Linked DNA regions of Mus musculus: region 1 is linked to region 2. The links are chromatin contacts, found by Hi-C or POLR2A ChIA-PET in ENCODE. All regions are on one chromosome and are shown on one strand. The core of a region is the stretch at or near the end of the contact, and the rest is flanking DNA. Distances in the headings are between cores, read along the strand shown.

What was found. A loop is a pair of places that touch in the nucleus more often than their neighbours do. ChIA-PET counts read pairs that join two places held with the same protein, here RNA polymerase II (POLR2A).
Region 1: a map of mouse embryonic stem cell shows a loop between it and region 2 (2.6-fold over the local background). The contact joins the promoter of Pla2g1b here to the promoter of Cox6a1 in region 2. A Hi-C loop is called at or near these places in 3 of 37 maps with a recorded cell type or tissue (T-helper 17 cell and mouse embryonic stem cell). POLR2A ChIA-PET finds 5 or more read pairs at or near these places in 4 of 5 experiments (Patski and embryonic stem cell).

What each region holds. Positions count from the first base shown.
Region 1 is chr5:115,464,625-115,469,874 of GRCm38, forward strand. It overlaps Pla2g1b (phospholipase A2, group IB, pancreas), which reads left to right and starts at 1,518. Exons shown (of 4, transcript NM_011107.2): 1 at 1,518-1,696. The coding sequence starts at 1,663.
Region 2 is chr5:115,346,265-115,351,591 of GRCm38, forward strand. It overlaps Cox6a1 (cytochrome c oxidase subunit 6A1), which reads right to left and starts at 2,694. Exons shown (of 3, transcript NM_007748.5): 1 at 2,575-2,694; 2 at 2,301-2,443. The coding sequence starts at 2,683.

The sequences.
Region 1 (5,250 bases), core at 268-2,767, 120 kb after region 2:
AAGGCAGGAGTCATCTCCACCCTGCCTTCCTCCCCGACTTCTTACGGTGTCTAACAGGATAGTTGCCCCAGGTCCCTTGAAGCTAGGCTAAGGAGCCGTGCGAGGAGGCAGGAGTATCAGAAGCTCAGGGTCAGGCTTCAGGTTAAGATCATACCGCTGTGGCAGAGCACCAAGTTCCATTCCCAGCATTCACGTCGGTGGCTCAGAACCCCTGTAACTGACTCCCTCTTCTGGTCTGTGTGGCGTCTGCACTCTCACATGCACACACAAGGGAGCTAGTGAGATAGATCGCGCTTAAGAGCGCTGGCTGTGCTGAGGTTTTCATCTTTGCCCGTCTATTGTAATGCAAAGTGCGAGCCCCCAATACCTCTGACCCTGCCCCAACTTATTTCTGATTGGTAAATAAAGATGCAGACAGCCAATAGCTGGGCAGAAGAGACATACGTGGGGTTTAGGTGTTTAGGTTTCCCACTCTTGGGGTCAGAGAAGAAGGAGAGGAGAAGAGGAAGGAGAGGCCATCTTTGGTTAGGAAAAAGGGAAAACGTCACCACGTGGGCTGACCAATTGGAGATAAGAGCAGTCCAGATGAAATATAGTAAGTAATAACTCGGGGTTATCGATAGGAAGGTAGATTCTAATAGCCCAGAGGGTAGGCAGCTGCCCAGCAACTATGCTGCTTGAAGCTTATTGTTGTGTGTGTTCCGGAGTCTAAATGGTCTAAGGTGGGGTAGAAACCTTGGGCCTGGGGCTGGCGAGATGGCTCAGCGGGTAAGAGCACCAACTGCACTCCCGAACGAACTGAGTTCGAATCCCAGCAACCACATGGTGGCTCACAACCACCCATAATAAGATCTGATGTTGGTGTCTGAAGACAGCAACAGTGGACTTATTATAATATAATAAATAAATCTTTGGGCCAGAGCAAGCGAGGCCGACCAGAGCGAGCAGAGGTCCTAAAATTCAATTCCCAACAACCACATGAAGGCTCACAACCATCTGTACAGCTACAGTGTACTCATATACATAAAAATAAGTAAATAAATATCTAAAAGAAAGAAAGAAACCTCGGGCTGAGATTTAAAGTAATTTCTACAACAGGCAGTCTGTTCTTTCAGAGGTCTGAGTTCAATTCCCAGCAACTACAAGGTGGCTCATGACTGTCTGTAAAAGGGATCTGATGCCCTCTTCTGGACTACAGGTGTACCTGCGGACAGAGCACTCATACGTAAATGAGTGCATTTTTAAAAATATATTTTTTTTTAAATCTAAAAAAAAAAAAATTTAAGGCTATCCTCAGCTACACAGCAAGATTGAGGCCAGCCTGGGCTAGAAACCTTGTCTCAAAAAAAAAATTAATAAAGTAAAGAGGAGTTCAAAGATGTCCCATGAGTTCCAGGGCAACCTGAGACTTGTCATAATGGGGTTAGGGGGAGTAGTAAAGGATTCCAAGATCTGGAAACCATCCCCTTGGGGAGGAAGTGCCAGGCGCAAATCTGTGGCATTATTTTCTCTTACAGGCAAATCCCTCTGTGTTGTTCCCCCGATAGACCAAGGCCAGCCCAGAGTGGCTAAGAGCAAAGCAAACAGCCTTATCTTGGGAGCGTGGGGCCCCATGTATAAAAGAGGGAAGTCACTGGAGTTCTCCCCTCACTCCTTCTGAAGATGAAACTCCTTCTGCTGGCTGCTCTGCTCACAGGTAGGCCCCTCTGTCGCCTCTCTCTGAGCACCTTACGGTCTCCCTCTTCTCCAATGCCTCCCTCCCACTGGTCACGCTGGAATTGTTTGGCATTCTCCTTAGGGTCTAATAGCCTCTGGGTTGGGGTCTCCTCTTCACCCCAGTGTTCAGGACAGCTGGTGCTTTTCGACCTCTGGGTCTGAACTCAGATGACCCCTTAGAAAATGCTCCCTCATTTGCCTACCCAAGCAAAGGAAGCCCCCTTCTGCCTCTGATGTCTTCTTGCCCTGGCACCACTTTCCTTGGCCTTGCCAGTGCCCTAACAACTTTTCCTTTTCTTTTTCTTTAAAAAAAAATTTTTTTCCCCAAGTAGTACTAATGTCTTTAATCCCAGCTCTCAGAAGGCAGAGGCCAGCAGATCTCTGTAAGTTCGAGGCCAGTCTTGTCTACAAAGCAAGTTTCAGGACAGTCAGAGCTACACAGAGAAACCCTCTCTCTCTATATATAGATATAGATAGGGTTTCTTTGTATAGTCCTGGCTGTCCTGATATATATATATATATATATCATTATGTGTCTGAGCGTTTTGCCTGCACATATGGTATATATTGTGTGAGCAGTGCCTGCAGAGACCAGAAGAAGGGTCAGATCCTGTAGCACTGGAGTTGTAAATAACTATGAGCTGCCTGCCATATGGGTGCTAGAACCAGACCTGAATCCCATGGAAGGAACGAAAGTGTTCATGACTTCTGAGCCATCTCTCCAACCGACCCCCTTATCATCATCACCATCAATAGTAATCATTATTATTTTATTGATATGACCTTGCTATATGGCTCAAGATGTCTCCTCTCCACAGTATAGCCCAGCCTTGGGACCCTCCTCTCTCAGCCTCTGAAGTGTTAGGATTCCATCTGTGCCTGGCTTGAGTCTGCAATTTTTGTTTTATTTTGTTTTGGTTTTCGAGATAGGGTTTCTTTGTATAGTCCTGGCTGTCCTGGAACTCACTTTGTAGACCAGGCTGGCCTCGAACTCAGAAATCCGCCTGCCTCTGCCTCCCAAGTGCTGGGACTAAAGGTGTGCACCGCCACCACGCCCAGCTGATTCATTTACATATTCAGGCACCATCTGCATACAGGCATTACATCCCCAGCTCCGTGAACAGAAACAGATTTGGGCCCTGTGCACGGAGTCACCTGTAGTTGGCACGTAAGTCGTTTCTATTCACCCAGCAATGATTGAGACCTGCAATCAGGCTGTAGACTGAGCCTCAGAGATAAAAGCGTCGTGTGCCTGTTCCAAAAGCACATGTGTTTGCGCACACGCGCACACTCTGTGCGTTAGTTATGACTGTGTCTAGCTTCTGTAAAGCATATGTCTAGCTGTGTCACCTAGGGATACAGCCCCTACTTACTGCCACCACAGGGGTCACCCACATCGTGGGAAAAGCCAGCTGCTCCCTTTCTTTGTCCCTGGGGTCTCCCCACAAATGGTTAGCCAGAATGAGCCCAAAAATAGAGTAAGCAGGGCAGGGTCTTACGCGCCCTTGATCTCCACGCTCAGGAGGCTGAGGCAGGAGGATTTCTAGTTTGATGTCAGCCTTGTTTACATAGGAAGACCCCATTGTGGTGCTCACACTCATCATTCTAGCTCTCCAGAGGCTGAGGCAGAAGGATTGTCATGAATTCAAGGCCAGCCTATTTTTACAATGTTAGCTCCTGTCTCAGAAAGAATGAATAAAGGAGGCCAAGCAAGGTGCTGCTGCGTGCCTTCAATCCCAGCACTAGGGAAACAGAGGCAGGAAACTGTGAATTCAAAACCAGCCTGGTCTACAGAGTGAGTTCATGCCAGCCAGGACAGTATAGTGAGTGAGACCTTGTCTCAAAAAGATAAAAAAGAGAATGGAAGAAAGATGAAAAGATGGAACTGGACAACGTGTGAGACGATAAGGCAGCATGGTGACTGAGGAGATGGGACCCCGAAAGTCCCTTGTTCTCTGTGCTCTTTATGCAGCAGGACTCTGTGCAAGCGGCTGACGGCCTCTGCTCCACGAGCTGCTCTGCAAAGCCTGTGCTTTGGGCAAGCGCAGTCATGGCACAGGTTTGCTCATTCATTCAACAGAATTTTGTGGAGTGTCTACTAGGTACCAGGCACATACTTCACTCACTGACTTTATTCATGGCTTATCTAGAGTCACATGCACACACACACAAACACAAATACACTCACTGCATAGACACAAACACAGATATACCACACACACAAAACACACACCACACACAAATATGCACAAACAACACACAACACAATACACACACATATACACACAAAGAGACACACACACCACACACGCAAGCAGATATACACCACACATATACAGACATACACAAACACACACAAACAACACATAACACAATACACACACATACACCACACACACAGGCACACACATACCATACACAAATACATATCACACACACATACACCACAACGTGTGTTAAGCACAGTGATAGGCTTTAAGGAGAATGAAAGCCAGGAGACCTGCTCTTGAGAACCTCCTGTCCTACCGACTGAGTGGGAACACATTAGCTAGGATGCCTTAGCACCCACAGAAAAATCCAGGCACAGCAGCGACACCCCTACAATTCCATGACTTCAGAGATGGAGACAGGTGGAAGCTCTCCGGGGCTTGCTGCTTAGCCACCATAGCCAAGCCCCCAGCTCTCAGCCACCATAGCCAAGTGGCAAGCCCCGGGCTCACTGAGAGACTCGGTGTCAAGAATAAGAGAGTGAGTTAAGATTCCAGATGTTGACCTCTGCCCTCCACCTACATATGCACACATACACACACATATGTCAGTCCAAACACAAACCGAAGTACTATGAAGCAAAAAAACATGGGACAGTAGAGACACTGCTTGGATGTGTGGACCGGAAGATCCTCTTTAATGGGGAAGCATCGAGGCCAAGATCTCTCTAGCCATTCAGGAGGCTGAAGCAGGAGGATTGAGAATTTAAGACTTGGACTATAGGGGCTGGTGAGATGGCTCAGTGGGTAAGAGCACCCGACTGCTCTTCCGAAGGTCCAGAGTTCAAATCCCAGCAACCACATGGTGGCTCACAACCATCTGTAATGAGATCTGACTCCCTCTTCTGGAGTGTCTGAAGACAGCTACAGTGTACTTACATATAATAAATAAATCTTTAATAAAAAAAAAAAAAAAAAAAAAGACTTGGACTATAAACCGGGCGTGATGGAGCACGCCTTTAATCCCAGCTCTCGGGAGGCAGAGGCAGGTGAATTTCTGAGTTCGAGGCCAGCCTGGTCTACAAAGTGAGTTCCAGGACAGCCAGGGCTACACAGAGAAACCCTGTCTCAAAAAAACCAAAAAAAAAAAAAAAAAAAAAAAAGACTTGGACTATAGGTAGACTCAAAAAAAGAAAGAGGGGGAGAGAGAGAGAGAGAGAGAGAGAGAGAGAGAGAGAGAGAGAGAGAGAGAGAGGATTAAATAAATAGTAACATTTCAGTCAGTCCAGGAACTCTCAGAAAGTGACTCAGAGAGTGGCAAGCCTAT
Region 2 (5,327 bases), core at 1,444-3,943:
GACAAGCAAGCGCAAGGTAGCTCCCCGAGGAAGGGGATGGCTCAGCAGGTAAGAGCATCTGTTGTTCTGCACGTGACTATCACCCATCCACGGCTGGCAGCTCACATCTGCTACTACTCCAGCTCTAGGGGATCTGAAGCCCTCTTCTCATGTGCACACACACACAAATAATTTAAAAGAAAATAAATCTTAACATAAGATGTTGGAAAGGTGGCTCAGTGGATAAGATCTGTTCCTTCAAAATTCTCCCAAACTTCAGATGAGGTGACTCACAACTGTGACACAAACACCTGCACTCACGTGCACATATGCGTGTGCACACACACTGACTGCTATTCCAGAGCTCCTAGAAGAACAGAGGTTGCAGAAGGACTAGAAAACTGCGACCTAAATTCAATCCTTTTGCTCACTACCTTTTTAAAAAAAGACTAACTCAGGCTAGAGAGATGACTCAGCAGCTAAGAGCACTGACTGCTCTTCCAAAGGTCCTGAGTTCAATTCCCATCAACCACATGGTGGCTCACAACCATCTGTGATGGGATCTGATGCCCTCTTCCTGTGTGTCTGAAGACAGCTACAGTGCACTCATAAAAATAAATCTCAGCCAGGCAGTGGTGGCACACGCCTTTAATCCCAGCACTTGGGAGGCAGAGGCAGGCAAATTTCTGAGTTCGAGGCCAGCCTGGTCTACAGAGTGAGTTCCAGGACAGCCGGGGCTACACAGAGAAACCCCGTTTCAAAAAACAAAACAAAACAAAACCAACCCCCCCCCCCCCGCAAAAAAAAAAAAAAACCAAAAAAACAAAAGAAGAAGTTCTGTCCTCCTATAGAGTGGATCCCAAGAGACTAGCCCTCACTGGCAGACTTGGCAAGGTTGCTGAAACAGGGTTTCCTTATCTAGCTAACCTGGAACACTAAATAGAACAGTCTAATCAAAAACTTACAACGCTCCTCTTGCCTCTGCCTGCAGTGCTGGGGTTACAGCATGTATGACTCTGCCAATCATAGTTTTGTCTGATTTTGAGACGGGTCTCTTTATGTAGCCCTGGATGTCCTAGAATGTGCTATGTTGACCACCTGCCTCTGCCAGCATGAATATTATTCTGTGTACATCTCTGTGGGTATATGCACGAGTGTAGGTGTACACAGAGACCAAAGATATCATCCCTGCCTGCAGCTGGGGCTAAAGAATGTTGTGAGCCACCCACTGGAAACTAGGCTCTTCTGTAAGAGCAGCAGCACTCTACACCACTGAGCCCTCTCTCCTGTCCCTTCCCCTCCATGTTTGAAAAGCATTGCTCTTGGTCAATAGCTCACAACCATTTTTGGCTTTCTGTGGTAACCCCATTTAGCCCAAGCTAATCTCCATTTCATAACGTGGCAGAGAATAACCAGCAACTACTACTGATAGAAACTTCCTGATAGCTACTACTGAGAAAACGCTTGTTTTCTGACCCCAAGTGCCAGGGGCGGGATATGGGAGCATTATCTAGAGGCCTTAGGAGGGGGGTGCTACTGCCACCTAGTGGGCAGAGCCCCAAGGCAAGGCTGCTGTCAAACACCTTTTCTTTTTCTGAGAAAGTCTCCCCCCTGGCTGTCCTGGAGCTCACTTTGTAGACCAGACTGGCCTTGAACAAGACATTGGCTCTCTTTGGCCTCTCAAGTGCTGAGGCTGTACGGGAACGGCATGGAGCCTTCTGGGTTGTAAAATTGAAGTCTAGAATAAGTTTCTGCAAGGCCAGTCTTAGGTGAATTAGGTGATACAGTGGAAGACGGGCTTGTTAAAATACATCATGAGACATTATAACTGTCTTTTTTTTTTTTTTTTTTTTTTTTTTGGTTTTTCGAGACAGGGTTTCTACACGAACAGCCAAGGCAAAGAACTGATAAAACGACAGGCACTGTGAGAACCAACGGGCAGTCTGTGCTTAAGCCTACGCCAATCGCCCGGATCCCGGATCACCTTCAGGATTTGCGGCTATAAAGGGACACCCCAAACCTCCAAACTTTCCCGCAGGAAGCTAATAAAGTGCACCATTGGACAAAAGGTGACAAGTTGGAGGAGCTGAAAGCCCGCAGGCATTTACTGGGTGGCCTTTTAAGAAAACCGAGCCACGACCTACAAACTGGCTTCCCTTCCGTCAAACGAAGAGTAAATAAAATATTCTATCTGCACGGACGGACAGGCAGCCAAGATCCTAAAACTCCCCCAAGGGCTGGGCCAGGGGAGTGGACAACCCCGCAATAACGGATGCCTGGAGGACGGACGGACAGACGGACAGTAAAGGCGCAGCGCCTACCTTGGTCCTGATGCGCAGGTGAGGGTAGGCAACGAACGGGGGTCTCTCGTGCTCTTCGTGCCGCGACTTGAGGAACACGTTGAGCATGCTCACTCCCACCCCGGGCAGCGCCACGAAGTAGGTGAGGGCCTTCCACATCCGAGCTGCGGCGGGGGCCACAACGTCAGCCTCGGCCGCTCCCTCCCGCCAAGGTCACCGCCCCGGGCTCCGGCCCCGCCACGCCGCCGCACGCCACCCGCCGAGACCCCACGCCCATCCGAGAGCCCCCGGGTACCTGAACCCTCCTCGCCGTGGGCGCCACTCGACATGGGCCGCCTCAACCCGGGGAGGGCCCGGCCCAGCGGCCGAGAGACCCGAGACGCTGACAGCACCGCCGACGCCATCATGGAACTACACCGGCGCGCCGGAAGCGGAAATGGGGACGGGCGAAGGGGGCGGGACAAAGACGCCGAACGACGTTCCTATTGGGCAACGCCTTCTCAGACCTGGCTAGGAACTCCAGCGCCTGCGCACTTTATCCGTCCCTGGGGCGGCTGGAGCGAGAGCGCGCATGCGCCCCGTTCCTGTGCCCCATCTCCCTGCTTGTCAGCGCCTAGGTGAGGATGTCCGCGGAACTGAACTTTTGCGAGCTTTTCTGGTTTTAATCGCTCCCTTCTTTGGAGTCCCTGGACAGGATCTGAAGTGCGGAGAACAAGTCACGTTAGCGGAGGCGCCATTCTCTTTCCTCGCTCGCTGCCTTCTAATTCCGCGATTTCCCAGGCCCTCGACAGCCCTGTCCTTGTCGTTATCATTGTCCCTATCGCTCTTAAAGACCGTTGTTATTCTCTTCCGTTGTGCCCTACATAGACTGTAAAGTCCGCAGTGCTTAGATTTTTGCCAGCGCTGCATCCCGAGAGTTACCCGAAATCTTTCATGGCAAGTAGCAGGTGCTTTATGCAATTTAATGAATGAATGTATGAAACCGTGTATTAATGAGTCAAGGAACAGACCCAGGAACCAGTAAGGACCCTGCAATTGCCAGCAAATCTGGACTTTGTTTAGCTCCATATCCTCAGCGTTTGTTCAATGTTCCTGCTCCCGCTTTGAATACTACACACATCTGTTAAATTTTGTCTGTAGAACTTTACAAATATCTCCTTTTTCCCTTTTTATTTATTTATTTGTTTATTTATTTATTTATTTATTTTGGTCTAAAAGCCTCGCATCTTTAATGCTAGTATCTGCGAGGAAGACGCAGATGGAACTGACCCCAGGCCAGCCTCCTCTACAGAGTTCTAGGCTATCCAGAGGCTGCATAGTGAGACCCTGTCTCCATAAAAACAAAAACAACAAAACACGCTGTACTGGTTAGTTTTGTGTCAACTTGACACAGCTGGAGTTATCACAGAGAAAGGACCTTCAGTTGAGGAAATGCCTCCATGAGATCCATCTGTAAGGCATCTCAATTAGTGATCAAGGGGGAAAGGCCCCTTGTGGGTGGGACCATCTCTGGGCTGGTAGTCTTGGGTTCTATAAGAGAGCAGGCTGAGCAAGCCAGAGGAGGCAAGCCAGTAAAGAACATCCCTCCATGGCCTCTGCATCAGCTCCTGCTTTCTGACCTGCTTGAGTTCCAGTCCTGACTTCCTTTGGTGATGAACAGCAGGGTGGAAGTGTAAGCTGAATAAACCCTTTCCTCCCCAACTTGCTTCTTGGTCATCATGTTTGTGCAGGAATAGAAACCCTGACTAAGACACACGCCAAGTGAGGTGGCTCATAAGAGTGAGATGGGGTAGGAAGATTGCTGTGAGTTAGAGACTAGCCTGGGCTGTAGAATGAGACCCTGTCTCCGCTCACACACCCCTAAGTTTAAAATGTTTGTGTATATGGTACTGTTTTGAGAGACGGAGGTAGGGAATCTCTAGTTAGAGGCCAGCCTGGACCACGTCTATAGTCTGAGATTAGCCTTGCCTATATTGTAAGAGCCTATCTCAAAATAACAAAAGGAGGAAGAGGCAGCAGCAGACTCATGCATTTTAAAACATCCTTAACTGCTTGATGGATTCAAGACCAGACTGAACTATGTGAGCAATTAAAAAAAAAAAGCCGGGTGTGGTGGCGCACACCTTTAGTCCCAGCACTTGGAAGGCAGAGGCAGGCAAATTTCTGATTTCGAGGCCAGCCTGGTCTACAGAGTGAGTTCCAGGAGAGCCAGGGCTATACAAAGAAACCCTGTCTCAAAAAAAAAAAAAAAAAAAAAAGGTATATTGTTGCTGGATGGTGGTGGTACACACCTTTAATCCCAGCACTCGGGAGGCAGAGGCAGGTGAATTGGAGACCAGCCTGATCTACAAAGTGAGTTCCAGGACAGCCAGGGCTACACAGAAAAACCCTGTCTCAAAAAAAAAAAAAATCACACATGCACACAGCAAAAAGATGTATCATTTAACTATGTACTGGATTGTGTGTGTTTGTGTGTGTGTGTTCTCAGAGGCAGAAGATACCAGATCCCCTAGAGCTGGTGTTACAAAGGAATGTAAGTTGCCACACTTGGGTGCTGGGTACCAAACTGGATCTCTGCAAGAGCAGCAAGGTCCCTTCACCCCTGGCCATCGCTCCAGTTGCAAGTATTTAATAGTTTAGAATAGTTTCAGTTCTAGCACCTTTTAGGAATATAGTGATATCTTTGAACTAGTTTTTTTTATTATTTATTTATTATTATATATGAGTACACTGTAGCTGTCTTCAGACACACCAGAAGAGGGCATCAGATCTCATTGCAGATGGTTGTGAGCCACCATGTGGTTGCTGGGATTTGAACTCCGGACCTTTGGAAGAGCAGTCAGTGCTCTTAACCGCTGAGCCATCTCTCCAGCCCATGAACTAGTTTTTTAAAAAAAGATTTAACTGAGTATTTATGTGTATTATTACTGGCTCATCCTATCTGCAAGAATGGGCATCGTGTGTGTGCAGTACCCTTAGAGGCCAAAAGAGGGTGACAGAACTTCTGAAACGGATACATGAGCGGTCATGTGGGTGCTGGGAACCAAA